2 separate regions of the Homo sapiens genome follow, and region 1 is linked to region 2. The links are chromatin contacts, found by Hi-C in ENCODE. All regions are on one chromosome and are shown on one strand. The core of a region is the stretch at or near the end of the contact, and the rest is flanking DNA. Distances in the headings are between cores, read along the strand shown.

What was found. Hi-C counts contacts between places; a loop is a spot of excess contacts on that map. Pooled maps may share reads with other maps.
Region 1: a pooled map shows a loop between it and region 2 (2.7-fold over the local background). The contact joins the promoter of EPM2AIP1 here to the enhancer-like site in region 2. A Hi-C loop is called at or near these places in 2 of 50 pooled maps.

The regions. Positions count from the first base shown.
Region 1 is chr3:36,991,861-36,994,560 of GRCh38, reverse strand. It overlaps EPM2AIP1 (EPM2A interacting protein 1), which reads left to right and starts at 1,430. Exons shown (of 1, transcript NM_014805.4): 1 at 1,430-2,700. The coding sequence starts at 1,484. MLH1 (mutL homolog 1) reads right to left here and starts at 1,043. Exons shown (of 19, transcript NM_000249.4): 1 at 898-1,043. The coding sequence starts at 1,013. RefSeq lists enhancers at 342-853, 770-989, 1,360-1,709, 1,830-2,149, 2,180-2,259.
Region 2 is chr3:33,046,583-33,049,282 of GRCh38, reverse strand. The region is part of intron 9 of GLB1 (galactosidase beta 1); the gene reads left to right. Among named protein-coding and RNA genes, the nearest start is that of GLB1, 49 kb to the left of the region's middle. Within about 2 kb of position 1,327, at least 5 of the 41 ENCODE cell types and tissues checked have a DNase peak (open chromatin) inside an H3K27ac peak, as active enhancers do.

The DNA of each region.
Region 1 (2,700 bases), core at 181-2,680, 3.9 Mb before region 2:
GTCCTTTCTACCCACTGTTCTCTCAGTCCCATTGCCCTGAATAGTTTATACTTTCACAATAAATCCCTCTAGAAACCTACCACTCCAAACTGAAGCATTCTTTTTTCTATTAACGTACGGACGTCACTAACAACTGATTTTAACAAAATAATCTGACATAACGTTTAGGTGTATTTTGGGCTTGTCTTTTTGGAAGTTTATAGTCTGCACTCACTTTTCCTTCCACATGTTTCAAATCTCTTCCCTTCACATTTTTTGTCACAGTTATAAGCTTCAAAATCCAAGGATGACCCATAAAATCTGGTATCTTCGAAGTGCGTCCTCCGAAATAAAGGACAGGAAAACACTAAGAGGGGTCACTAATTTAACAATAGGGTAATCAGAAGTCAAGCCCAAAGTGCATCAGCCTGTCCTAAAACTACAAACGATTTGTTTTGAAAGAAACTCAAAATGAATTGTGCCTTTGGATGTGAACAGATGATTTCTGGAATGAATGAAAAGCAAGAAAACAGTAACACAGTACCCTCTGAAAAAAGGTTTTTCTCCCCATCTTAAGCTTTTATACATCTTTTAACTTCGCATGTTCTGCATACATAATTTTAAATTAAGTGGCTTCCTTACTTAGTTAACGGTACCATTAAGACAACACTACGTATATTCCTCCACTTACACTCCAAACAACCCTTAAAAGGTCTCGGGGGAGAGCGGTAAAGAAACACACGGTCTGCGGAAAAGGAGAAGGCCTGACTGGCACGTCAGGGAACCCGGCGGCCTCCGCCGTTGTGGGCATGCGCTGTACATGCCTCTGCCCGGGCAAAGAGGCGTGTCCGCGCCATTGAGTGACGCGGCCCGTTAAGTCGTAGCCCTTAAGTGAGCCCGGCTCGACTCCCTCCGTACCAGTTCTCAATCATCTCTTTGATAGCATTAGCTGGCCGCTGGATAACTTCCCCCGCCGCGATGCGGTTCACCACTGTCTCGTCCAGCCGCCGAATAACCCCTGCCACGAACGACATTTTGGCGCCAGAAGAGCCAAGGAAACGTCTAGATGCTCAACGGAAGTGCCTTCAGCCAATCACCTCAGTGCCTCGTGCTCACGTTCTTCCTTCAGCTGTAGCTTACGCCATCCAGCCCCACCCTTCAGCGGCAGCTATTGATTGGACAGCTTGAATGCCAGTCAAATTTCTCAACTCTGTGGGTTGCTGGGTCTCTTCGTCCCTCCCTGAAGCGGCTACTGCCCGCTACCTAGAAGGATATGCGCTTGCGCGTTAGAGATCGCTGTCCGCTCTTCCTATTGGTTCGTTTTTAGGAGCTCGGGGAATACGAAATATCCAGCCAATAGGAGCAGAGATGCCGGAACCGGGCTTGTGTGCCTCTGCTGAGGTGATCTGGCGCAGAGCGGAGGAGGTGCTTGGCGCTTCTCAGGCTCCTCCTCTCCCCTTGCGGCCTTTCTAACGTTGGCCCTGCTCTTGTGGCCTCCCGCAGAATGTGGATGACGCCCAAAAGAAGCAAGATGGAAGTCGACGAGGCTCTAGTTTTCCGGCCCGAGTGGACCCAGCGTTATTTGGTGGTGGAGCCTCCGGAGGGCGATGGGGCCCTGTGCCTGGTCTGTCGCCGCCTCATCGTAGCTACCCGCGAACGCGACGTCAGGCGCCACTACGAGGCTGAGCACGAATACTACGAGCGGTATGTGGCGGACGGCGAGCGCGCGGCCCTGGTGGAGCGTCTGCGTCAGGGCGACTTGCCCGTGGCCTCCTTCACTCCTGAAGAGAGAGCTGCTCGTGCAGGCCTCGGGCTCTGCCGCCTCTTGGCCTTGAAGGGTCGCGGCTGGGGTGAGGGGGACTTTGTATACCAGTGCATGGAGGTGTTGCTGAGAGAGGTACTGCCCGAGCATGTAAGCGTCCTGCAAGGCGTTGACTTATCTCCAGATATCACAAGGCAGAGGATCCTGAGCATTGACAGGAATCTACGCAACCAGCTTTTTAACCGAGCCAGGGACTTTAAAGCCTATTCTCTTGCCTTGGACGACCAGGCTTTTGTGGCCTATGAGAACTACCTCCTGGTCTTTATCCGCGGTGTAGGCCCTGAGTTGGAGGTGCAAGAAGATCTTCTGACCATAATCAACCTGACTCATCATTTCAGTGTTGGTGCGCTCATGTCGGCAATCCTAGAGTCCCTGCAGACAGCAGGGCTTAGCTTGCAGAGAATGGTTGGACTGACCACGACCCATACTTTGAGGATGATTGGTGAGAACTCAGGACTCGTCTCATACATGAGAGAAAAGGCCGTAAGCCCCAACTGTTGGAATGTCATTCATTATTCAGGATTTCTTCACTTGGAACTGTTGAGCTCCTATGATGTAGATGTTAATCAGATCATAAATACCATATCCGAATGGATAGTTTTGATTAAGACCAGAGGCGTTAGGCGACCTGAATTTCAGACTTTACTAACGGAATCTGAATCAGAGCATGGTGAAAGGGTTAATGGACGATGTCTGAACAATTGGCTTAGGAGAGGGAAAACTTTAAAACTAATATTCTCTCTAAGAAAAGAAATGGAAGCGTTCTTGGTTTCAGTAGGGGCAACAACAGTCCACTTCTCAGACAAACAATGGCTTTGTGACTTTGGCTTCTTGGTGGACATTATGGAACACCTTCGAGAACTCAGTGAAGAATTACGAGTTAGTAAAGTCTTTGCTGC
Region 2 (2,700 bases), core at 78-2,577:
CAAGGTTGGTCACTGATATTTTAGATAATCCCTCTGTGTTCATCTTATGAGAAACAGTTGAGACCTGGTGGGTGCCTTTTTCACTTAGTAGATGGGGATTCCCCCTAGCTGCCATTGATGGGATCGGGACCAATCATCCGATCCAGGAAAAAAGGCATCGTTTTTGGAACTTTATGGTTCATGACACAATTTTTTAAAAATCTTACTGTTATACTTAAAATAACACATTCATCTTAAAAAAAAATTGGACATTATAGAAACTGTCAGAACATAAATGTTGTCCTTAATCCTCTCTCCTGCCCCTCCCTCTGCCATAATCCATAGAATTCCCCTTTCTTCCTCTGTTGCCTTATTTAGCCTGCATATTAGCCTCATCTTAATTAGAGATTATCAGCACCACTTTTCAGATAAGAATAGCTGAATACAAAAAAAAGTCCACACGTTTTCTGTTCAGCTGGCAAGGGGTGAAGCTTGGACTGGAACTCAGGTGGTGGTGAGCCAGAGTCACTGCGCTTTGGATCACCCTTTGCACCCTGGAGCCCCTGAGCCAGCCCCCACACCCACCCCACTGTGTTCTGCCAAGCCTCCCTGAAGCTGCTTTTTGCCCTGTCTCTTTGAGGAAGTGAGAGAAGGCCAGTCTGTACTTAGCAGCTGTTCTTCAGGCCAGCTTCCTAGAGGAGAGCAGGGAGAGAAAGGCATCAGGAGTGGGGAGTTCACTGCCCATCCCACCCACAGGAACATGCACCTGCCTGTGCAGGTGTGTGTCTCCTTCCTCCACACCTGTGTGTGTCCACAGCTGTGTGATGGCTGCCTACAGGGTCCAGGCGCTCCTGTACTTCTCACACAATGTGGAATGTTGATGAATGCAAAGTCTCACCATTTCTTTCACCTTCCCACCTCACACCCTCTTAAGTGGCCAGAGGAGGCTTGAATCTGCACCATTTCTCTGCGATGCTGCCCTTTGGTGGTCTAAAAACACCCAAAGTAAGATTCTGCCAGTAGAACTAGAACAAATACTTAGTCTTCCAATCCATCCTTAAACCCACTGGACAGCTTCCCAGCCTGGGCTCCCTCGGCCTGTAAAGTGTGCTTCTAGAGGTCACACTTTCCCAACTCAACCTGGCAACCCCCTCCATGCTGGGCTCTGGCTAAGGACTCAAGGGCAAGTGAGGCACAGTCTCTGCCCCTGAGGTGCAAGCAGTGTAGCATGGAGAGAGACATAACAAATAAGAAACACAGCACAGCATGGGTGACTACCACATTAGAAGCAGACGAGGGCCACAAAGAAGGTGAGTTCCTTGCAGCAACGGATGTGGGTTTTTTTTTTTCTTTGTGTCTCACAGGAAGGGATGTGTTTTAACCTATGAATCCCTTAAGGCAGGCAGACCTGTTGGCTGTGAGTTGTCTCTGATTAATAAGAAATGGGGGAAATGGTATGACTAGATCAGTTCAGTTGGTTGAGTGGTCCAGATCTTTCAAAGTTTAGATTCTGTGCAGAGAACTAATGAAAAAGTCTTTGGAGCTGACCTGCTTGATCTGATCCTCAGCCTTGCTCATCTGTCACCTCCACAACCAGTAGGTCACCCAAGGTGGCTCCATCATTGGTGAGCTGCATCCAAGGAATTTATTACTAATCCTAGGTAAACTATCATGTTTTGTGCCTCATTGATGTACAAATTAGGTTGGACAAAAGACTATTCCTAAAATAACTTCATTCTCACACACTTGCATTGCAATATGCTCTCTGAAGTAGAGGAGGAAGGCACAAAGCCTTGCTGGTCTATGGATGGCAGCATCAGCGTCACCTGGACACCTGTTAGAAATGCAGTTTCAGGCCCCACTCCAGACCTGCTGAATTAGAATCTCTGGGATGGGGCTTAGGAATCTGTTTTAACAAGCTCTCCATGTGACACTTAAGCATGGGTAAGTTTTTGAAGTACCACCCAATGTTGCAGACAACCTCATACCTGTGAACATCATCCCTGACAAGGTCGGGATCCTCTGGTCTAGACCCCGCCCCTTGCACAGTGACTGCAGGGGCATTTGTTTTTCTAGTCCTTTTGTATACTCAGTGTTGGCATTATCCATTGGTCTTTGTTGTAGGTCAAGTTCCCAGGGAAACAGACTCTGAGATTACCTGGTAGAAAGCTTATTGATTGTGCTCTCTGGAGCAATGCCTGTAGGATAGAGAGGGAGAAGTGGGGCTATGATGCAGCTTCACAAGTGGCCTCATCCAATCTTAGAGGGAGCTCTGCAGCTGGGTTGGCTGTTCGAGGCACATTGGTCAGTTGTTGGATGTGGGCTATCCCTGAGGGTTGTAACCTTGGGTGAGGCAGCTCAGCACAGGCCAGCACCCAGAGACGGACACATCTGAGAAATGTCAGCAGACAACAGCCCTAGCTGCTGGGAGAATGAGTGAGTGCCCTGGTTCTAAAGGGGGATCCAAGAGGTGCACCACAGCCCCATCGACAGTCTTTGTAGATGCAACAAAGGCCCTCGGATTATGTTTGAACCTCTGTGGCTGATGTGGGTCTGCTGTCATCTCCCGCTGTGTTTGGTTTAATAAGCCCTGGGTTTTCTGCTGATCCATGGCCTAGTCATCTGTGTCTTCACCACTGAGCTTTTCTCAGCCACAGCTTGAGGACGTGAAAAAGTTCAGAGTTGACAGGATTAACAGTCAGAGATGGGGGTCATATCATA